Linked DNA regions of Homo sapiens: all the other regions are linked to region 3. The links are chromatin loops, found by intact Hi-C in ENCODE. Cell type or tissue: endothelial cell of umbilical vein. All regions are shown on one strand. Region 1 has its middle 24 kb from the start of FEM1B. Region 2 has its middle 39 kb from the start of CORO2B. Region 3 overlaps ITGA11 (integrin subunit alpha 11).

What was found. Hi-C counts contacts between places; a loop is a spot of excess contacts. Peaks named below come from ENCODE experiments on the same cell type or tissue, not always from the same donor. Only the 100,000 strongest peaks of a DNase experiment are listed, where the experiment ranks them.
Region 1: a loop joins it to region 3, with 7 times the contacts of the local background. A loop is called at or near these places in 57 of 110 quality-filtered maps.
Region 2: it touches region 3 in a loop (3-fold over the local background); 3 of 110 quality-filtered maps call a loop at or near these places.

Annotation. Positions count from the first base shown.
Region 1 is chr15:68,249,864-68,257,863 of GRCh38, forward strand. It overlaps a transcript of CLN6 not described here and the pseudogene HMGN2P40. Among named protein-coding and RNA genes, the nearest start is that of FEM1B, 24 kb to the right of the region's middle. RefSeq lists an enhancer at 7,008-7,655. In endothelial cell of umbilical vein, a CTCF peak has its summit at 3,246; DNase peaks (open chromatin) are centred at 3,258 and 7,388; H3K4me3 peaks cover 735 bases; H3K27me3 peaks cover 557 bases.
Region 2 is chr15:68,535,759-68,543,758 of GRCh38, forward strand. It overlaps a transcript of CORO2B not described here. Among named protein-coding and RNA genes, the nearest start is that of CORO2B, 39 kb to the right of the region's middle. In endothelial cell of umbilical vein, a CTCF peak has its summit at 3,466 (motif pointing left); a DNase peak (open chromatin) is centred at 7,613; H3K27ac peaks cover 1,132 bases.
Region 3 is chr15:68,380,111-68,388,110 of GRCh38, forward strand. The region is part of intron 2 of ITGA11 (integrin subunit alpha 11); the gene reads right to left. Among named protein-coding and RNA genes, the nearest start is that of ITGA11, 48 kb to the right of the region's middle. In endothelial cell of umbilical vein, a CTCF peak has its summit at 3,518 (motif pointing left); DNase peaks (open chromatin) are centred at 3,511 and 4,621; H3K27ac peaks cover 1,695 bases.

The DNA of each region.
Region 1 (8,000 bases), 130 kb before region 3:
CCGGGTTCAAGCGATTCTCCTGTCTCAGCCTCCCGAGTAGCTGGGATTACAGGTGCGAACCATCAGGCCTGGCTAATTTTTGTATTTTTAGTAGAGACGGGGTTTCACCATGTTGGTCAGGCCGATCTCGAACTCCTGACCTCGTGATCCACCCACCTTGGCCTCCCAAAGTGCTGGGATTAGAGGCGTGAGTCACTGCGCCGGCCACTATTGGACATTTCAAAATAACTAGAAGAGAATAATTCAAACGTTCCTAGCATAAAGAAAAGATAAATATTTAAGGTGACAGCTATCCCAATGGCCCTGATTTGATTATACAAATGTACCAAATTATCACATGTACCCTGAAAATATGTACATCTATTATATATCAATGAAAAATAAAAAAATTAAATTCCTACTGAAGAAAAGAAAGCCCAAGTAGTCCAATAGCTATGGGATAAATTGAATCAGTGGCTTAAAAAAAAAAATCAAGCCAGCTGGTCACGGTGGCTCATGCCTATAATCCCAGCACTTTGGGAGGCTAAGGCAGGCGGATCAAGAGGTCAAGAGATCAAGACCATTCTGGTTAACCAACATGGTGAAACCCCGTCTCTACTAAAAATACAAAAATTAGCTGGGCTTAGTGGCGCATGCCTGTAGTCCCAGCTACTCGGAAGGCTGAGGCAAGAGAATCGCTTGAATCCGGGAGGCGAAGGTTGCAGAGAGCCAAGATCGCACCACTGCACTCCAGCCTGGGCGACAGAGCGAGACTCTGTCTCAAAAAAAAAAAAAAAAAAAAAATCAAGCCTAGATAGTTTTCACGCAATTCGTAGCAGATTTTCATGGAGCAAATGATACCAAACATCATAGCTTATCCTAGCCTAACTTAAACATGCCCAAAACACTCACGTTAGCCTACAGATAGGAAAAGATTAAAATTCAGGCTTTGAAGTACAGTTTCTATTGAATGTGAACTACTTTCAAATCACCATAAAGTAAAAAAATCATAAGTTGGGGACTGTATTTGTATTCTAATTTTATACTAACTCTTACAAAGAATATCAAAAGAAGCATACTTCTTAACTCTGTATGAGGTTAGTATAAACTTAATATAAAACTAATCAAGGACTGTATGAGAAAGGAAATAACAGACCAGAATCTCTGATGAACATGGATGTAAATACTATAAACAAAATATTAAGAAACTGAATCCAACATTATGTAATAAAGACAATTTATGATGGCTAAGCTGGATTTATCCAAAGAGTATAAGAATGTAAATCATTCTTATACTCTAACATCAAATCCATAACTTTAGTCCATCACATTAAATGGATTAAAGGAGAAAAGTTATATAATTATCTCAATAGATATAGTAAAGGCATTCAGTAAAAGTTAACATCCATTTATGACAAAAGCTCTTAGTAAAGCCGAAATAAAATGAAACTTCCTATTGTTAAAGGTTATTTTTAAAAAGCCTATAATCTTCATCATTCTTAATGGTAGATCACTGTAAACATTGTTCCATTAAGAGCAGACTAAGACAAGGTCAGGCGCAGTGGCTCACACCTGTAATCCCAGCACTTTGGGAGGCAGAGGCGGGTGGATGGATTGAGCTCAGGAGGTCGAGACCAGGCTGAGCAACATGGCAAAACCCCTTCTCTACAGAAAATACAAAAATTAGCTGGATATGGTGGTGCACACCTGTAATCCCAGCTACTTGGGAGGCTGAGGCAGAAGAATCGCTTGAGCCTGGGGGTTGGAGGTTGCAGTGAACCAAGATCGCCCCACTGCACTCCAGCCTGGGTGACACAGTGAGACACTGTCTCAAAACAAACAAACAAACAAACAGAATAAGGCAAAGATGTCTGCTATCACCCCTTCTAGTCAATAAGGTGAAGGGTAAGACAGAAAACAGTACTGTCATTATTTGTAGGTAATATAATTGCATATATAGAAAACCTCAAAAGAATGTTCAGACAAATTATTAGAATTAATAAGAGAGTCCAGCAAGGTTGTTAACTGCAAAAATGCAAAACTGGAAGAAGGTATTTGTGACATGTAGAACTGACAAAAAGATCTAGCATGTGCGTGTGTATGTGTGTGTGTGTATGTGTGAATCTTTTTTTTTTTTTTTTTTTTTTTTGAGACGGAGTCTTGGTCTGTCGCCCAGGCTAGAGTGCAGTGGCGTGATCTCGGCTCACCGCAACCTCCGCCTTCCGGGTTCAAGCGATTCTCCTGCCTCAGCCTCCCGAGTAGCTGGGATGTACAGGCAGGCACCACCACGCCCAGCTAATTTTGTATTTTTAGTAGAGATAGTGTTTCTCCATGTTGGTCTGGCTCGTTTTGAACTCCCAACCTCAGGTTATCCACCCATCTTGCCCTCCCAAAGTGCTGGGATTACAGGCGTGAGCCACCACACCCGGTCTTGTGTGAATCTTAAAATAAGAAAAAGACAAACCAGTAGGAAGATGAGCAAAATACATGAATAGGCACTTTACCAAAAAAGGAAGCATAAATTACCAACAAACATGAAAAGATGCTCAACCTCATTGACAATCAGGTAAATATAAATAAATGCCACAATAAGCATTTTATTCCAACTCTATTGGCAAAAATTAACAAATTTAGTAGCAAGTACTGGTGAAGATATGTATCAGTGGAACCTCTTTTATACCACCAATATTGTGTAAATTGGTACAATCTTGAAAAACACTTTGGCAATATTTTGTAAAATTGAACTGGATATATTGCAGGGAAGTTCTTGCACAAGCATAACAATATTCAGTGCAGTACTATTTACCAAAAATTGGGGTCTACCAAATGTCTACTGATAGGAAAATGGAAAAATAGTGATATATTCACAGAGTGCATGTACTATAGCTACACACATCAACCTGGTCAAATATAATGTATGAAAAAGGCAAACTGTGGAAAACTAAATAAAGTCAAACTTGCATAAAGCTCAAACAAGTAAACTAAACAATATCTTGTTTAGTTATATCTATGCCTATGATAAAACTACATATTTTTAAAAATCAAGAATATAGTCAATCTGAAACTCAAGCTAGTATTACCTCTGGTGAGGAGGTAGAGCAAGACAGGAAAGGGGAATACAGGTGGATGCATGAATAGGCAGTGTTCTAGTTCTTAAGTTGAATGGCGAGTTTCTAAGTCTTCATTTCATGTTGCATTTGTTCTTTTGATGTATCAAATACTATAGTTTTTAAGAGAGCTGTAGTTTCCCTCTTTCGCCACTACATGGCAGGCTAGCACCTTAGTGAAATAAATCCTGAATGGGAAAGGCTGGTGTAAATGGACATGTACCTAATAGCTTTCTAGCAGCATTCTAATTTCCCCATGCGGATACATATAAAATAGGGCTTGATGTGCTCAGAGTGTTTAAATGCACAACCACAGCATCTCAGGCGTACATCACTGTGGCATGGATCTTGCAGCCACGTGACCGGGTTTTTTGTTTTTATTTTTCCTTTCTTTCTGCCTGGTTATGTAACTATTTTTGCAAACTTAGAAGTGTTTCTGTTTGAATGCTGAGTTTTATTTCTCAGAATGTTCCAATATTTCCCAAGGCATTCATTCCTAAATTAATAACATGGAGCGGGAGGACAGTCCCTCATGGCAATTGACACATCTAACTTGCACTTTTATGTCTAACATTTTGGAGCTGTGTTTTTCACCACTAGCATTAGAACCACTGTTTAATAATGTCTGATGACACTATTGCAATATATAAAGTAATACTTAAAATTTAGTAACAATCAATGTTAAAATAGCAATGCAATAGTCATCAAAATCACTCACAGAAAGTCTGGTGCCAAATAGCTTGTTCACATGATGTGATTGATGTGACAGTGACACAAATGTCGGCAGATACTTCTTTTTTAGCCGCCGATATTATGCCACCAGTGGCGACACACAAACAGCATAAAGTCTAACTTCTATAAATCTCAAGTAAACTAAACAATATCTTCTTTGGTAATACCTATGCCTATGATAAAACTACATTTTTTTTTTTTTTTGAGACAGAGTCTCGCTCTGTCGCCCAGGCTGGAGTGCAGTGGCGCAAACTCCGCTTGCAGTGGCTCACTGCAAGCTCCGCCTCCCGGGTTCACGCCAATCTCCTGCCTCAGCCTCCCGAGCAGCTGGGACTACAGGCGCCCACCACCGCGCCCGGCTAATTTTTTTTGTATTTTTAGTAGAGATGGGGTTTCACCGTGTTAGCCAGGATGGTCTCGATCTCCTGACCTCGTGATCCGCCCGTCTCGGCCTCCCAAAGTGCTGGGATTACAGGCGTGAGCCACCGCGCCCGGCCAAAACTACATATTTTTTTAAAAATCAAGAAAATGGTCGACATGAAATTCAAGCCAGTATTATCTCTGGTGAGGAGAGAGAGCACGATACGAAAGGGGCATAGGGAGCATACAGGTGGATGCATGAGCAGGTAATGTTCTCGTTCTTAAGTTGGATGGTGGTGAGCCACCCACTTGCAGCTTCACTCTCTAGACTTGCCCTGTCTGCTACCATAGCACTAGACACACGTGGCAAGGGAGCACTTGAAATAAGATGTGCTGTAAGTATGAAATACACACTGGAGTTTGAAGACTTAGTATGAAAAAAGGTCAAATGTCTCTTAATAAATTTTAATGTTGATTACATGTTGAAATGATAATATTTTGAGCAGTGTGAAAAAGAGGTGAGAACGACCCCAGGACAGATCAAAGCCACGCTCCCAGCGCCTATGTCCCGCCGCCGTTGCCGCCACCACCGTGCCCAGGAGAAAGGCTGAAGGTGATGCTAAAGGAGATAAAACCAAGATGAAGGACAAACCACAGAGAAGATCCACGAGGTTTTCTGCTAAACCTGCTCCTCCAAAGCCAGAGCCCAAACCTAAAAAGGCCCCTGCAAAGAAGGGAGAGAAGGTACCAAAAGGGAAAAGGGAAAAGCTGAAGCTGGCAAGGAGGGGAATAACCCTGCAGAAAATGGAGATGCCCAAACAGACCAGACACAGAAAGCTGAAGGTGCTGCAGATGCCAAGTGAAGTGTGTGCATTTTTGATAACTGTGTACTTCTGGTGACTGTACAGTTTGAAATGCTATTTTTTATCAAGTTTTACAAAAATGCAGAATTTTGTTTTACCTTTTTTTTAAGCTATGTTGTTAGCACACAGAACACTTCACTGTGTTTTTTGGGAAAGGGGCATATGTCACTAACAGAATGTCTCCGAAGCTAGGTTGATGTGGGGAAAACCCTTTTCCCTTCTAGTTTTGGGAGACTTGCCCTTGGCTCCCAGGAAGGGGGATTCCCTGACTTTGACACACAAGGTCCCTTGGCACAAAAGCCTCGTGGGACGGAAAAACAAATTCCTTTCTATGTCCTCTTCTCCCTTTCCACCTTTCAGCATAGATTTAACTCCCTTAAACCCAGACACCTGTTGGACCTGACCCCCCCCAATAATTGGTTACTGGTGTGTCAGGCAATCTAGCCTTTCCAGTGATGCCACTGAGATGGAACCCCTCAAAAAAGCAGTGGTTCTGTTTCTAGATTGTGGATCTTCAGATAAATTCTGCCATTTTCATTTCACTTCCTGAAAGTCAGGGTCAGCTCATGAAACATTGTTAAACAACATGCTAAACATGAACTATCAACCTCACTCTAAACTTTCCCTGTTCAGAGCATCAGATGAGGACTTCATTTGGGTTTTATAGTGGCTTTCTGATTTTTGGTAGTCCTTTGAAGAAGGGAGTTTGAAAGTCACTGCATATGTTAACTATTGTTTGCCCATGCCCTGCCTGAAATGCCATGATTGTTTATGGAGAGTATCTTTAATAAAGCTGGATACAGTTTGGCTTGGGAAAATAAAAGAAACAATATTTTGTATATGTTTGGTTAAATGAAATACTTCAATTCATTTCACCTGTTTCTTTTTACTTTTTCTTTCTTGTTTGGAGTCAGGGTCTCCCTCTGTCACCAAGGCTGGAATGCAGTGTTGCAGTCACCACTCACTGAAACCTCAACTTATCAGTTTTAAAAGATCCTCCTGCCTCAGCCTCCCCAGTAGCTGGGACTACAGGTGCGGGCCACCATGCCTGGCTAATTAATTTTTGTACAGACAGGGTCCCACTATGTTGCCCTGTCTGTTGTCCAACTCCTCGCCCGAAGTGATCCTCCTTCTTCGACCTCCCAAAGTGCTAGAATTACAGGCATGAGTCACCGCCCCCAGCCTTTCCCCTCTTTTTATTTTATTATTATTATTTTTTTGAGACGGAGTCTTGCTCTGTCTCCCAAGCTGGAGTGCAGTGGCGCCATCTCGGCTCACTGCAACCTCTGCCTCCCAGGTTCAAGCGATTCTCTTGCCTCAGCCTCCCAAATAGCTAAGATTACAGCCACGCGCCACCATGCCCAGCTAATTTTTTTGTATTTTTAGTAGAGGCGGGGTTTCACTATGTTGGCCAGGCTGGTTGAGAACTCCTGACCTCAAGTGATCCGCCTGCCTCTGCCTCCCAAAGTGCTAGGATTACAGGTGTGAGCCACCATGCCCGGCCATTTTTCCCTTTTTTAAATGTGGTTACTAGAAAATGTAAAATTACATATGTGGCTCGCACTGTATTTCTGTTGGGCAGCACTGCTCTAGCCGTTATTACCAATACAATACTTGTGTTATAGCACTCCTGTATCACAGTATTTGTTATTACAATACTCTCTTTGGGATCCCCACACACGTGGCTGGCTTCAGGGGTGTGGGCAGTGCAGTCGCACAGGGCCCCACGTTCAGAAGGGCTTCGCCCTTGGTTTAATGCGCTGCTCTCATTGCCTTGAAACTTACTTTTTACCTTTGAATTTGAGTTTTCTCAGCGAAGTCTCACAGGACAATGGCGCCTGCGCCAGTGGCTTGAAGGCTCGGCTCAAGCCCGCCTCGCCTCCCTCCCTCCTAGGGATGGCTCCCAGTGTCTCTGGCCGGGGCCTGCCTCTCGCTCGCCGCTCCTTCCCGGCAACGGCTGCCATTTTCCGCCCAGGCAAGGTCCTGGGCGCGGCTCTGGGGAGGGTCAGGGTGCGCGTCCCACCGCGTCGTGGGGCAGGGTGTAGTGATGGTCACGCATCCCTTCCCTGGGCTTCTCCGGCACACCTGTATCTAGGGACTGAGCGCGACTGACGCAGAGGTCGCAATACCGCTGGGGGCTGCCTGGTGCCATGCGGTTGGGCCGCGGGCCCAAGGGAAAGAGAGACACCTGGCCTGACTTCTGCAGGCCTCTCCCCGCCAGCGAGCGCACGGCAGCGGTGCCCAGGGGCTGGAGGCAGCGGAACGCACGCGCCCGGCGTCGCTGAGGGCTTGCGCCAGCCCCAGAGTACCCGCGTGCCCGAGGGAGCGCGCCCGCCTCTGGCTCCGAGCTTGGGGGAGGGGCGGCGTGAGGGAGGGAGGATCTTGTTTTCCTGCTTGCAAGCTTCCTGAGTCTTTGTTGCGCTGTTTGTCTCTTCTGGCTAGTCAGAGCACCCTCTGGGGACAAGCCGTAACATACGAATTGTGTAACTCGGTGATTCCACATTGCACAATATGAACATAAATGGTAAAATTCGTGCTAATAATTTAAAATTGTATTTTTTCTTTATTTAGAAATTTTCATAAGTAGCATATAAAAAGCACAAAAAGTCCAGAGAGAGAAGGCTAGAAGCAAGGTAAAAGCTTTTACTTGCCTTTTGAATAAGGCATCCTCATTTTGCACCGGGTCCACAAATTATGTAGCCAGTCCTGCTTCCATAATCTAAATTTCAAGCATTCCAGGCTCTGACCACTACTTTTGGGTTGTCCAGCACCACAAGTCCAGCAATCTTTTGATTCCAATAGGACCTACAATTAATAGATCTTACCACCTTTTCTCTGGCCTTCATCTCATATATATATATGATATATATGAGATATATATATGATATATATGAGATATATATATGAGGAGATATATATGAGATATATATGAGATATATATGAGATATGATATATATAT
Region 2 (8,000 bases), 160 kb after region 3:
AGCAGTATGTAGGATTCAAGAACTCAGGTTATTTAAGAACATCGTTTGATTCTGGAAACTTGGTTTGTAAGAATTGTATGGATTTATGGAATGTTAGCCTCTAGGAATGCTGTGTGTTTCTAGATACAATGGTTGAAAGAACTTCAGGTGATTCTGGAACATTGACCTTTAAAAATGATATATGATTTGTAATTTTGGCTTTTAATAATGTTATGTCATTTATAACCTTGTGTGCTTCTGGAAACTTGATTTATAATAAACTTATATGGTTCTGAAAACTTAGTTTATTAAAACATTATGTGATTCTGAAAATTTGGCTTGAAATAGAAAATATGTTTGATTCCAGGATCATAGCTGTCAGAATAGCACTATAATCACACTGTATGGCGTCAGAAACTTGCTTTACAAGAATATTGTGTGAGTCTGGAAGCCTAGTCTACAAGAAGTTCAGTTTAATTTTGGAATCTTGATCTCCATGTACGTTGGCTGGTAGGAATCTTGCATGAGTTTGGAACTTGTTCTTTAGAAATCTCATATATTTCTGGATGCTTGATCACAAGAATTTCATGTGACTTGCAAAGGTTGGTTTATTAGGTTTTGTGATTTTGAATCTTGGCTTGTAGGAATCTTATGTGACTTTGGAATCTTGGCCTAAAAAACTGCTATTTAATTCTAGAACCTTAGCCAATGAGAATCTTAAGTGATTCAGAATCCCTGGTCTATAATAGCACAGCATTTCAGAACGTTGGCCTGTAAGAATATGATGCAACTCTGTAACACTGGCCTGTAATAACGTGATGTGGTTTCAGAATCTTAGCCTTTGCAAAGTGTGATTGTGATACTTTGGTATGTCAAAGACCACTGATAGTGTTTTAATATTTGTTTTTTCTTCCTTGGTCATAGACCACTGATTTTTAGCTGTGACATGGCCAGCTAAAAACTAAATTTCTGAATAAAAACTGAAATAAAAAGTCAATTTCTCATTCTGTCTTGCAGCTAAGTTTGTCCTTGTGACTAAGGTCTGGCCAATGACATGGAAACAGAAGTGGCAGAGACACTTTCTGGAAAATATTTGTAAATGGAGGGGCTATGCCCTTCATCAGCCCTTCCTCCTTCCTATTGGCTGGAATGTTGGCCTGCTTCCTGCAGCCACCTGGAGCCAGGAAGTGATGCTGGCAGGGAAACCACGAATGGTGGTGTATCGAGATTGAAGGAGCTCCTGCCACTGTGGAGCACCACCCCAAACCTACCTGATGTGAGGCAGAATTAAATTGCCTCACTGAAGCACTTTTATTTTGGATTTTGTGTCACTCACACACAAGCCTAATCTAGTGTTTTAATCCAAAGAACAATAGGTGATTCTGAAAAGTTGGTTTCTGTCATCCTGGCACCTTGGCCTGTAAATCTTAGGTGATTCAGACACCTTGGTATGCTGGATTACCTGTTGTCAATTTAGCATCACTGCCACCCTCTTGAAGAGGAGAAGCCAAGAACTACATTTCCCAGAGTTCCCTTCAGGGTGGTTCTGGATTAGAGTTGGCTGTGAGGACACTCACATGAGATCTGGAGGGTGAAAGAGGAGAGGCCATTATTCTCCAGAGACTACTAGGCAATAGCATGGGCACTCTGGCTGCTATGACTTAGGGCAGAGGTTAGCAAACTACAGCCCATGGCTGTAGTAGGTCAGACTAGCCCACTGCTTGTTTTTGTAAATAAAGTTTTGGGACCTTTTTGCTAATTTTTTTTAAGTTCTATGGTACATGTGCAGGGTGTGCAGGTTTGTTACGTAGGTAAATGTGTGCTATGGTGATTTGCTGCACCTGTCAACCCGTCACCTAGGTATTAAGCCCAGCATGCGTCAGCCATGTTTCCCAATGCTCTCCCTCCCCACCGCCTCCCCCACAGGCCCCAGTGTGTGTTGTTCCCCTCCCTGTGCCCACGTGTTCACATTGTTCAGCTCCCGCTTATAAGTAAGAACATGCAGTGTTTAAATAAATTTTCTTGGAACACGGCCTTGTTTACATATTGTCTATGGCTGCCTTTAAGCCACAACAGCAGACTTGAGTAGTTGCTACAGGGATCCTCTGTGGCAAAACCTAAAATATTTACTATCTGGTCTTGTACAGAAAAAGTTTGCCAACTCCTGCTATAGAATACATGGTTGGAGCTTAGTAAGTTCCATTTAATAAGTATGTGTTGAGCATCAGCTCTCTGGTGTGTGGCGGGGAGCCTTGTTCATAGAGTAGGTATCATCTAGGTGGAACAATTAAGTATATCCAAGTAGCAAAGTCACACATTTACTTACGTTACCTTTAACTATTCAGAGAAATATATAATTTTGTTTTTTTCTCTAGTAATTGATCGGATCTCCTTCAAATCACTATCCATTGGGTAACAGAAGCAAGAAACCCTACAATTTAATTGATCCCAATAATTTTTTCCCTTTCTCCTTTTTTTCTCTGCCTCCCCTGAGATTCCTGGTGTGTGTGGAGGAAGAGGGGAATAGCCACAGCTTTCCAGGAGGCCCACCTGCCCCTCAGTAACTTTTAATTGCATAAAATAATGTATATTTTCAAAGCTATGCTTGGCTTCATTCGGTAAAAATACACAGGATGTGGCAGTACAGGAGAGTTGGGGCTTTAGACTGACACAGTATGTGCCCTCTGGAACCTCTGGCCTCAGCTGCGGAGGGGCTGGTCCTGGGTGTACCCTGGGCTGGTGACTGTGAGGAGGTCCTGGGCGTTGCCCTGGCATCCACTACTGGAGTCTGCGGTGGCTTCAGCATATGAATTGCTCTCCTTTTTTCTCTGCATGGTCAGAGCTCACATTGTCCCAGCTGATTTGGCCCCATTTTGGTCCTTTCTCTTCATTATTTTGATTTAAGTCCAGTCTTCAAGTTCACTTTAAATGAAAAAGCTTTTACCTAGAGAGAAGAAACTCACAAGTTTATTAATATAACAAAAAAAACCCAGCTTTACTGTCATCTCCCAACCTCCCCAGACCTACTGGGAGAGAAGAGGATCCCTGGACCTATTAGGACTTCTCACATTCTAAAGAGGTGTCATTCCAGTAGCCTGTAGGTTCTCATGGATCTGGGTCTCACTTTATTTGATCAGGGAAGGAGATATGGCCAGGGAATCTTCATTTCTAAGAGGTCAGTTGGCTAAAGTCCTGAGGTGTTGATGGTTTGAAAAACCGTTAATCCTTTTACATTTTTATACCACAGAACAGTAATCACACTTTTACATCTCAGTTTTTGTGTCAAAATTCAAATGTTTGCATTATAATTGAAGTGTATTAAGCTATTTAATGCCCACAGGCTTCTAGAGGCATAGGAGACAGTCCAGTAACCAAAGATAAAGGCTAGCCACAAGACAGCAGAGCTGGGCTCTAGAGAAGCCACAAGCTGCAGGAGCCTGCTGAGAGAACAGTGAGGGAAAATCCCTTCCTTCTGCTATGTCTCTGTAGCGCCCTCTACTGACAACGCTTACCACTGTGCCAGCTGGCAAAAGAAAACTATTTAATGGGCCCATCTCCATTTTTGCAGAGCTGGTAGTGAAGGATAAATTTGGAACTGAGAGTCAGTAAATTGATAACTGGAACATATGAGATATGTCTATCAATAATTATCATGGCAGGTGCAGTGGCTCACACCTGTAATCCCAGCACTTTGGGAGGCCAAGGCAGGCAGATCACTTTAGCTCAGGAGCTCCAGACAAGCCCGGGCAACATGGCAAAACCCCATCTCCACTAAAAATAAAAAAAAATTAGCCGGTCGTGGCAGCGTGTGCCTGTAGTCCCAGCTACTCAGGGGGCTGAGGTGGGAAGATCGCTTGAGCCTGGGAGGCTGAGGCTGCAGTGAGCCAAGATTGAGTCTGCCAGGGTGACAGAGCAAGACCATGTCTCAAATAAATAATAGTAATAATAATATTTATCATAATAGAAAAACAGAACATTTTGAAATACTTATTAATGCATTTTTAAATAACAGCAATAAACATATTATGTATTCACATATTTTAATCAAAGTATTTGTATTGTCCCAAACAAACAAAAGTAATAGAATGAGTGACATTGTTTGGAAATCTCTTTGCTGTTTGGTTAATAGAAGATAGCTGGATTCTCCTTCCTGCTTTTGCAGTCAATCTATCGTGGTATGTTGTTTTGGTTAAAGTATATAAAGAAAATCTGGCTTTACGCAAGCGTGCAGTTGAAAAAGGGAGGAGTATTTTAACAGTTTTTGAAGATAATTGTAGATATTCTCCCTTAACCATGCACCAAAACTCAACTAGTAGGAATTTCTTAAAGATTAGTTGCAATGTGGAATTTGAAATCACATCAGTATGTTTTCATACTCTGTAACATTAAAATCCATTTGTCAACCTTGCACTTTAAATGGATTTTTGCCTGTGCATGATTTTGAAACATCATACTTTGATCACCTGGAAAATATTAGTTCACTGAATTATGTAGATCTTCCAAATATTGACACATTTAATCATACAATATTTAAAAAACAACATTACTTAACATCACGACCCATCACAATGTATTGGGAAGCTGTCAATCCCACAGTAGCAGATGCAAGTTTTCCAAAATTCTAATTTGCACTTGAAATTTTGAATTTTATAATTGGCAGCAATGATTGTCAATTATTTTCCTTGAAGTGGTGGGCTCCTTTCATTTATTTTCAAGATAATGTCTGCCAAATACACAAGTCTGATTAACTTTACCTTATCTGTTTTTCAAGCAAAACCAGTGTTCAATGAAAAATGTGCAGTTTAGCTCACAACTCAGTCTCACCAGTCCCTTTCATTTAAACAATCACCATGCTTTTGTATGCAGCAGAGCTGCTGTATACATTTTCCCATTTTGTCACACTGAGTTAGAATATTAAAATGGCAAGTACTTAAGGGTCAATATTTAATAACATGAATAATTTTAACTGCCTCATCAAGAACATTCTTAAGTAAAGTTGGCTTTTTTTTTAAACTGCAAGTGCATGGTGGTTAAAACACACACACAAACACACACACAGAGAGTCAGTGACTGTCAGTATAGTCTGCCCTAATTCACGCTAAAAGCACCAGCAGTTTTAGCCACCTTTGCTTCTGTACCATCAGTACACATTTTAATACAGTAAAAAAAGAGGATTATTATGAAAATAGTCGTGACTTTTCAGATCCTCTGCAAGGGCACAGTGACTCACACCTGTAATCCCAACACTTTGGGAGGCTGAGATGGGCAAATAGTTTGAGCTCAGCAGTTCGAGACCAGCCTGGGAAATATTGTAAAACCCCATCTCTACATAAAATATTAAAAAGTTAGCCAGGTGTTGTGGTAGTGTGTGCCTATAGTCACAGCTACTCGGGAGGATGAGGTGGGAGGGTGGCTTGAGCCTGAAAGGTGGAGGCTGCAGTGAGTCAAAATGGTGCCACTGCACTCCAGCCTGGGTGACAGAGCCAGACCCTGTCTCAAATAAAAAAAGGAAGAAAATCATTGATCTATTTAACATCTTATAACTAAGGACCATAATGTGATTTCAGGGTCATCATGTTCATTTGAGTAAGAGTCCTATTGGCACCAAGTAGTACTATTTTATTTTTAAGGACTAGCATCAGAAGGATATAGTACATAAATGAGTTCATACTCAGTGACATCAAAAATGCTATATGAACAAAGGCTTTAGAGTAGTTTGGATGGAGGAAAAGGTGATGGGGGAGTTGGATCATCATACAACACAAGGTGATAATAAGCTGAACTCGAAGGAATCTATATCACTGCAGTCAATACCATAATCACAGTGCCAGTGGTGAGTTAGTTTCAGCAAAACAACATCTAGAGCTAATCATCCCCAGCTACTAAAACAAGATCCTCCTGAGTGCTTTGTCCAGTGCCCTATGAATTATGAGTTTTTTCAGTCTGGCTGGAGAGCAGGTACTATTACTGGCCCCGCATGAGCTTCTGGTGCTGTTCCTTCTAACCCTTTCGGGTGATTCTTTCGCTGGCTCATGGGGCTTCCTCACACGCAGGTGCTGATCAAACTCTGCTAAATGCCTGAGGGAGACCCTTGGTGGCTCTTTGGAGTTCTCCGTCTGTGTGGCTCTCTTCTCTCCAGTCCTGTGCCCTGCGAACTCTGACAGCCTGGGCCTCCTTACATTCAGTTCCTTCCACCCTCTCAACCCAGGGAGTCTGTGGGACCCGCCTGTGTTCCTTCTCCCTGCACCGTGGCCTGGAAACTCTCTCAAGGCAGCAAGCTGGGACGGTCACAGGGACTGTCTCATTTGTTTGTTGCGTCTTAGGGATGACTTCATTGCCTGAGGTCTGGTGTCTTGAAAATCAGTGTTTCATATTTTTAGTTGTTTCAGGTGGGCTAGTAAATCCAGTCTCTTACTACTTCTTGGCTGGAAGCAAAAGACCCCAAAGGATCCAAATTTGATCCTATCATAAGCACTCATGTATTAGGCTGACCCATCCTTAATCAATTTCTGAACTCATCTCGTTTGCAGTACTTTGCCAAATGCAGCCAACAGCAAGCAAAACACACTACTCAATTTCTGTCTTCAAACTTCTTTCCCTACATTTCAAGTAATTACAGGTGAGAGTTTCACCAAATGTTTCTCCACTGCATGGATAGCTATCTCTCCAGCTTCCAACATCAGTTCCTTATTGCTGCCACTGAATCTCTAAGAGAATACTGCATCTTTTCATTGTTTTTTGCTTTAACAGCACTTCACTTCTAAGTACAAATTTCTGTGTTAGTCAGGATAGGCTAGGTTAAGCTGTGCTAACAACAACCACCCTTAAAATCAATAAGAGCTTATTTCTGGCTCCAATGTGGAGCAGAAGGGAGGGGCACCCTCATGGCCACCTGTGACTCCGTGGCAATACCTGCTTTCATCCCTGCAAGCAGGAAGGAGACATAGCCAACTCCACACTGGCTCTTAAAGCTTCTGCCCAAAAGGGTCATTTGTCACCTCTGCTCACATTTTTATAGGTCAGGGCAAGTCATATGGCTTCACTTAACTTCCAAAGAGAGCAGAGGTATGCAGTGCTACCATGTGCCTGGAAGGAGGGAGATGGGAACCTTCTGGAGCAGCCCTAGTGTCTGCCCATGTGGCATGTGTGCTTCCCTTTGTTATCTCTGCTCTAGCTCTGACAATCAGCAATCAATGTGTGACTTGCTGAGTGATAATCAGCTGCCGGATGTATTGAAAAGGAATGCCTTGCTCCAGGCTCCTCGGGATGCCTTGGTTTACTGCAGAACAAAGGAGACTCCTAACTACTGAGGCAATGTGAGTCCAAAAAGCATCAGGTTAGACTGACGGAGACAACTCAGGAAGGCTTCCAACAGGGATCGGGGGGTGGAGGGGCTTTGCATGGCCAGATATCTCCACAAATTGCAGTGACCCTGGCCTTCGAGACAGAAGGATGCATTTTCAAAGACTGGCTCTCACTGGCTATGTGACCTTGAACAAGTCATGTCCCCTCTGGAGCCCTCAGTTTGCTCCCCTGTCAGAGGGAGATAATGTGAGTGGAAATTTCCAGAACAGTGGTTGGCTTCCTCCCTCCCCCTGACTGGGAAATGCCTCTCTCTCCTGGACCAAAGCCTAGGGCTGATTCATAGTCACTATCAGCATCATTCTCAGCCTGGGCCAGGTCAACACATTGTTTATCTTGGTGTCTGAGCCCATTCCTGGCATTGCAGAGACAGAGGATAAGAGCATGGGGGCTGGTGGATCCCCAATCCCCATCTTTCTACCCTGTCCCCTCCTTCCTCCTCCCACCCCAGGGTCTTGTGAGAATAACTAAAAAATGCAACTCTAAGGCCAGCAAGGCCAATTTCCCAGGGGCAGAGTCCATGATTCCCATACAGACCCTCCTGCTTGCCTCCAAAGAAGGCTTCCTTTGTAATGACTCTTGAATTAATCAACTTCTATCGACTCCTATGCCTGCCTCTGATCTCAGGGTCTCCAGTCCTCCCCCAACACAGCTGCAGA
Region 3 (8,000 bases):
GTCAGGATTGGCCCCAAATCACGTGGTCAGGTAGAGGCTGAGGCACAACTGGTACCCTCATTCTTCCAGCTGTGTCTACCAGCCACAGGGATTTGGGTAACGCAGAAAAAGGAGATGGCCTGGAGGTGAAAGGACAGATACTCTTTTCTTGTTCGTGGGCCTGTTGACATGTTCATGGCTATCTCTAACCTATCCCCAGATGGGCTAAGTGACCCACGGTGAGTCACCTGCCATCTCTGAGCCTCAGTTTCCCCATCTGTAAAATGAGGGACTTGGACACATTCTGTTCAAAGAAATAATTAATGAGCACTTGCTATGTGCTGGGCTCTGTGAACATAAAGATGAATGAAGCACAGCCTAACCCCTAGCCCAGTGAGGGCAGGGAGACTTATACCCGATGAATTTAGTGTGGAGAACATGCCGCAAGAGGGGTCTCCAGGTGTGGCAGGGCACAGAGGAAGGGTTCTTGCTCTGCTGTCTGGGGAGCCTTCCTGGAGGGGGCAACTCCTGGACAGAGGCTTGCATAATGAATAGGTGTCACTCAGGTGAAAAAGGGCTGGGGCTCACAGGGAGGGTCCCGCATGGTGCCGGCGCTCATGTGCATTATTTCTATGCTGCCTTCCATGATGAAGGCTGGGCCTGAGGTGGGATCTGGAGGGACAGACAATTCCCTGCCTTCATGGAGCTTGTGGCAGAGTCATCCTCAACAGGTTCATCCCTGTTCCTCCCTTCTGACTTTCCAAGTCCTCTCCCTTCTTGCCTCACTTGTCCAGAGAACTCTACTTAAAGTGGTCCTAAGTACAGACAGACGGTTGGATGCCTACATGACTGACAAGCACAGCATTGTCACCCAGTCAGGTTGCCCCTACCTGCTTTCTGGGGTTCTTAACTTCTTGCCATTGGTCATCCCTCTTTGGATTCAGGCACTGAGGGCCACTCTCAGTGTAAGCCTGGAACGGAGTTAACCTATGGATCCATGGGAACTCACAGACCTCTTAGAAAAAATTAAGTCAGTGATTCCAGCACCTGGCTGGGCATTAGACTCACCTGGGGATTTTGAAAATAGGGATTACCAGGCACCACCTCTAGAGGGTCTGTCTTTGTAATTCTTGGACTTGACTGAGATATCTGTATTCTTTTTGACCTTTCACAGGTGATTCTGTTTTGTGGCCAGCTTTGGGAACCCCTGGATTATTTTATCAGGTGATCACCAGGCTTTAAGATGATGGAAAACAGATAATACGGGAATAGAGGACAGGATGCCCAACCAAGAAATAAACAGTGGGACATGTGTGCCTCTCCATTCAAAGCACTTTATATGAATAAACAAATAAATGGATGCATGAATGAATATTCTGGGGGGAGTTTATTAGGTACCAGGGATTGCGCTACAGGTATCCCTGACTTTGACCTAATCTTCTCAATCCTGAGGCAGAGACAGCATTCCAATTTTTTTTTTTTTTGAGACAGAGTCTTGCTCTGTTGCCCAGGCTGAAGTGCAGTGGCATCATCTTGGCTCACTGCAACCTCCACCTCCCGGGCTCAAGCGATTCTCCTGCCTCAGCCTCCCGAGTAGCTGGGATTATAGGCGCTCACTGCCATGCCCAACTAAATTTTGTATTTTTAGTAGAGATGGGGTTTTGCCATGTTGGCCAGGCTGGTCTTGAACTTCTGACCTCAGGTGATTTGCCCACCTTGGCCTCCCAAAGTGCTGGGATTATAGACGTGAGCCACCGCACCCAGCTACATTCCAATTTTGAAGCTGAGGAAACTACAGCACAGAGAGGCGAAGTCACCCAGCTAGTTAAGGGGCAGCTCTTCGGCCTCACTCTCCTACCCAGGCCTCGCCCCACCTCTGGGAGGTGGATGGAGTGCAGGAGCGCAGAGGACACAGAAGCCGGCCTTGGGTTGCATTAGGGAATCATTGTTTACATGGACTGCTTCGAAGTCTTTTCTGTCTGGTTCAAAGCTCAGATTTACTTTTCTCCTCTCCCTTTGTGTTGTGACAAATAGTCATTCTTATAGACTTATTCTTATTTCAAGAAGCCATAAAGAAACAAAAAGGCTGTGGGCTAGCTTCATTGGAGGGTGAAGTGTGTCATTACATTTTTGGAAATGTCCTCCTCCTGGGTTATAAAATCATTGGCTCGGCAGTTGGAAAGTGGCAGAAGAGAAATTGCAGAGAGGATCTGCTGTCACAGGGTGAGCCATCCCGGAGCTGGGCCGGGCCACCAGCCACCACTCACCTGGTCTCCTGCCTGAGTTCACTTTAGCGGGGCCCTTCCAAACTTTGCAAGGAAAATTAAAAAAAATAAGAAATCTCAACTTCTCCCATCCAGGGGCCATGGTCTCCAGACCCTTTAACACAAGGACATCCAGCTTTGGGCTTCCCCAAGATTTACCTTGGGTCACATCCAGACGTCTGGAACCATTCTCTCCCTCCCTTTCTTCTTCACCATCTGTGGGCCTATGCCAACCCCTGAAGAGGCCAAGATGAATAAAGGCAAGCCCTACCCTTGGGGGTTCACAGCCTCCCTTCCCTCTCTTCTCTCTTGTTGGCATTTTATTTTCCATCTCATCTTTCTTCTTTCCTTTTCCCATTCCAGTTTCCATTTTTCTTGATTGGCTTTTTCTACAACTCTCTTTCCATGTCTGTCTACATTATTGTCTCAAGGTGACTCATCACAGATAAACCAGGAAGAAAAGATTCAAGAGGGAAAGCAGGAATTCAACAGAAGATGACAGAAACCTTGTCAAGATGGCCTCAGGTTGATAACAAGCATCTTGCTATTGGTTATGTGTCTGAGTTTTGTGGTTGCTTGGAAGAGAAGGCACTGAAAAAGAAAAGCTATTTGAAAGAGTTTGAAATCCCAAGGAGCAGCCAGGCGTGGTGGCTCACGCCTGTAATCTCAGCACTTTTGGAGGCCGAGGCAGGCGGATCACAAGGTCAGGAGATTGAGACCATCCTGGCTAACACAGTGAAACTCCACCTCTACTAAAAATACAAAAGATTAGCCGGGCGTGGTGGCGGGCACCTGTAGTCCCAGCTAGTCGGGAGGCTGAGGGAGGAGAATGGCGTGAACTCGGGAGGCAGAGCTTACAGTGAGCCGAGATCATGCCACCGCACTCCAGCCTGGTCGACAGAGCGAGGCTCTGCCTCAAAAAAAAGAAAAAAAAAAAAAGAGAAATCCCAAGGAGCCCTTGATTCCTCATGAAGGAGTCAGAGAAAGTTAGAAAGAGGTATTTTATCCAAGCCTGCAGAAAACAAGGGTTAGATAGTGATTAATTATAGTTAAAATTAGTGAGAAAAGGCATTTATGGCACCTTCATTTGTTTTTCTAATTGTATATAACCTTAAAACATGCACATTGCACCTTGTGGTTTTCAATAAGAAATTCTGTTTTTCACATTTTATAGCCTAACTGAATGGAAGCACATGCTACCCTGAGTGATATCTACAGGAAGCCTCAATGGTTGACTAGAGGAGCCATTGGAGGGCTATCTTGCACCCCCTAGTGTCAGTTATGATCATTGCACATAAAGTGCCAAGGAGCAATTAAAAACAGTACCAGCCTTGAAAATTCAAACCTATGAAGTTATAGAAAGCCACTCTCAAGATACAGGGAATTTCAACATTTCTTTATTCTCCACCTCATGTGGAAAGCTCCCATTTCCTCTCCTTCACTGGACTTAGGAAGGATGTTGGCATCGCAGAACAAATGGTGTTGGCTGCAGAAATGGAAAGGAGGTTGTGGGGAGCCCACAGGCTGCTGTAGGGGGAGGCTGGTGGGGGAGTGGGAAGAGACGGGTGGCAAAGATGCTGAGTTGGCAAACCCCTCTGGCTTTCCTGAACTGCCCACGTTAAATTTATTTTCTTTCTTGGAAGTTAGTAACAAGGAGACTTTCTTTTCAATATTTTCACTACCGAGATTGTGCGTCTTACCTCTAAAAGCATGCAATGGCTGAACTCCTGCCTTTCCGAGTTCAGCACTAAGGACGTTCTATGGCCCTGAGGACTGGCCTTAGAGGCCTTAGAGGGTGGAGCTGAGATTAGCTCCATCTCTGGTTGACCAGTTTGTGTGTGTGTCAGAAGTTTCCTGGACCCTCACTGACATCTCTTCAATTTCTGGGACTTTCTTGTGTGGTTTGGCATTAAAAAAAAAAAAAAAGGAGACAGAATGAAAAAGCAAGGAGAGAAGAGGAAAAAAAATCACCCAAGAGATGCAAGGAACCTTAGGAGCTGTCTGCAGGCCACATCCTAAATCCACAGTGCCCCAGACTTCGCTCTTGGTTCTGGGGCTGCTGTGCTCTCCTTGGTCATTCTCACTGCTGCTTTGTGCATTTGAGGGCCTGAAGATGCCCCAGCTCCTGCCAGTGAGGACGAATGTCTGGATTTCCACTCTCCCAGCCCTCTGCAGCTCATTTTCTTCTTGTCTGTGTGTGCCTGCCAAGGTCTGCTGGGTGGCTTGGCCTGGGGCCCTGGGCCAACGTTTCCCCACGAATACAGTTTTTCCTCTCTCCCTCTCTATCTCTCCCTCTATCTCTCGTGCACTGGGTGGTTCATCCTATCCTGGGCTTCGCTTCTGTAGTGACTTATCCTTTAACCAGAATGAGTCATGATGCCGGATTTTATTTGTTCCAAGAGAAAATAGCGGAGAGCGTTTATGTGCTGTGGTGTTGGGAGCCTGTTCTGGGGGCCCAGGCCAGGAAAAGAGCAAAGGATGTTGCTCAGAAAGGCTTCCACAGCAACAACCAAGGCTGCCCCAGGCCTGGCAGCCTGCACTGTCACTGATGAAAAAGGGCAGACTTGTGTAAGATGCATCTTTCTGCTCAAACAACAAGCCCCAGAGGCCCTTTCCTCAAAACCTGTCCCTGGACACCATACCCTTTCTCCAGGGCATAGGCCAGTGTAGGGAACTCACTCATTCAGCCTCTGCCCCATGGTAGACACTTAAACACCATCTCCTATTTCTTCCTCATAAGAACCCTTTGGGATTCACATCACCATACCCATTTTACAGATGAAGAAACTGTGATCCAGAAAGTGGATGTGATGTGCTTGAGTTTCCATTGCTTGGAAAGTAGCCAAGCTGGGAAGGGAGCTCAGTTCTGTGATTTCGAAGCCTAGATTCTCCCTGTAGTGAGGAGCTACTCGGACATGCCTTTGCTGCCTCTGCTGAGGCAGAAGGCCTGTGTGTGCCCCGAGACAGCACTCTATGCCTGTGGGAAAGGACTGCAATGGGAGCTGGGAAACCTCTGGGTTGGGAGAGGAGGAAGTGGCAGTGCCAGAGGGCAACACTCTTGGGCCTAGGCTCCACGGCTGGTTTTGTGGATTTACTCTTCAGGGATTGCCTTTGCAGTCAACCCAAATTCCACCATAGTTGGCCTCTGGTTTTAGACATGGAAGACCCTAGTGAAAATGCAAATTTGTTATCTGGGAAGGTCAGTACCTAAACCCACTGTAAAAGGATGGATGCCTTAGCCCAACTAGAATTTAGTTTGGGTAAATATCATCTACAAAGTCTTGAGACATGAGATCTGCGATGGTGGGTGAACTGACCCTTGGGTAGTTTTCGCCTAAGTGCTTGTTATTCCCGGTGGAAATGCTGCAGAAATGGAAGCAACTCTGGGCTGGGGGCTGGGAGACTAGGTTTCAGTCCCGGCCCTCAAACTGACTTGCTGTGTGACCTTGGTCTGGTCTCTTTCTACCTCTGGGCCTCAGTGCCCCCATCTGTAAAATCATGAGGCTGGGGCAAATGATTTCTCAGACCCCTCCCAGGCCTGGGGAGGAGCTGCAGCTGACGGAGCAGCCCTAAAGGCCAACCCCACCCACAGGCCTGAGTGGTCCACCTGCGCCTCCTGGGCCTGTCTCCAGCCATTCTGTCCCTCCCCAGCCCACCATCATCTCTGAGAATTGGGGTCTTCTGAAGATCATGGGAATGGTGGCCCTGTCTTCAGGTTATGGGGCTCTCCCCTCTGCCTGGAGTCTCCACAAGTAGAAGACACTGTATCTATAGAGAGGTCCCCAAGGAGAGATGGGTATTAACCTGATCAACCTATGCCAGGTAGGTCCATTCCAGCCCTGGTCCACTTCAGGGGCCATGGCTGCCCATCTGCTGTGTCATGCCAAGCTTTGGGGGTGGTAGTGGTAGTGGTGATGGTGGGTGTTGGCAGGATCTGCACTTGGCCATGGTGGATGATTTGCTTCTAAGCCAGGCAAGCTGCTGGGTCTCCCTCCCTACTGCCTCGCAGTCCATCCTCAGGACACCCAATTCCACAGCCCTTTCCATGTCTGGCCACACAGTGCAGAGTTAAGTTGCTGCAAAATAATCCCAGAGGATCCTTCAAAGAGGCGGGAAGGCTGCCCAGGACCCTTTGTGACTCTGGGGAGTCAGGCCACCATGTCTGTCCCTCCATGGCTGAGGGCGATGAGAGTGAGGCTTAAAATGCTCCCTTTTTCCCAAGAGAAGCTTCTATTTCCCATTAGGACACCCCAGGATTCAGGAAACCGAGGCTCCGGTCAGTTCTGCAGGGGGCAGCCCATCTCCCAACTTCCTTTCTCTCCTGCTCCACCAGGATCCCCTTTCTCCTTTTTCTCCTGGTCCAGGGACCCTCCCTCTGGCTGCTCTTGTACCCTTCTCTGTGCACACTCTCCTTGCCCAGCCTTGGGAGTCTGCAGGCCCACTGCTGCAGGTGGGTGCTGGGAGCCTGGATGGGGCTCTTTATCCTTCCCTCCTCTCGTGGGTACAAGACAGGCTGATGAGACTAAAGACACTGGCAGCTGCTGAGAGAAGCAGGGAGAGGTGGGACAGGGCAGCCTCCCTTCGCCTTGGCCGCCCCCTCACCCCCTATCTCACCCATGTCTATCAGAGACTCAGGCGAGGGAGTAAAGAGGGGAAGGAAGAACGAGAAGGGATGGGGGAGGAGGGGATGAGGGGGAAAGGGAGGAGAATGAGGAGAAAAGATGAGAAAGTAAGGTGAGAAATCTGGCAAAGTGAAGGAACAGGGATGGAAAAGTAGAAGAAGGTAGGGGAAAGGATAAGAGGGAGAGAGGGAAGGGGCCTCTGGGTGCATTACAAGAATGAAGTGTGAGCAGATCGCCTCAAAAATAGCACCTTCTGTCCTCCCCACTTCACCTCCAGCCCCATCTCCGCTGTCTCTGGGCTCTCCCTGGCCCCACAGATGGAGGCATCTACACGGTGATTCTGCCTCTGCCTGCTGTAACCAGCTTAAGACACTGGGAATGGCAACCGCTAAGTGTGTGGTTCTCAGAGTGTGCTTCCCAGACCAGCAGCACCAGCACCACCTGGGAAGTTCTAGAAAAGCACATTCCCAGGCCTCACTCAGACCTACTGAATCAGAAACTCTGGAGGTGGGTTCCAGCAATCCGATTTAGCAAGCGTTCCAGGGATGCACGCTAAGGTTTGAGAGTCATTGCTGGACAGTAGTTCATTCCAGACTCTTTACACATGACACACATGACAGTAAAGCCTTGCAGAGACTGGAGATTTTCTGTGTGTGTTAATGTATATTATAAACATTCCCTTACATCCGCTGGGCTCCAATCCTGGTAGAGGCTGCCCAGTGCTGTGAGCTGCCCAGCCCGGCCCCTTCAGCTGCTTCTAGGAGAGGCACTCCTGGCTGCTGCTTTCCCTCCTAGAGCTGGAAGTCCTTACGATGCTGCACCCACCTTCGTCTTCCTCACAATCCTCTCCTCTTCTGCCCCCGGACACAGCACCTCCTCTGACCCTTCTCTCTCCGCCTTCTCTTTCTCCTTCCTCCTCATACCTATGGACGTTCTGCAGTCTGTCGTTCATCCCAAGCCCCGCTTCCTTCTCCCTGCTGAATGGAGCTCTCCTGATGCACATGTGGGTCTCAGCCCTAATTTCCCTGCCAAACTGAAGGCCCCCTCCCCTGCACCTGGATGGCCCTTGGATCCTCCAAACCAATGAGTCCAAAGCTCAGCTCACCTGAACTTCCAAAGCCTGCACCCTGTTGCT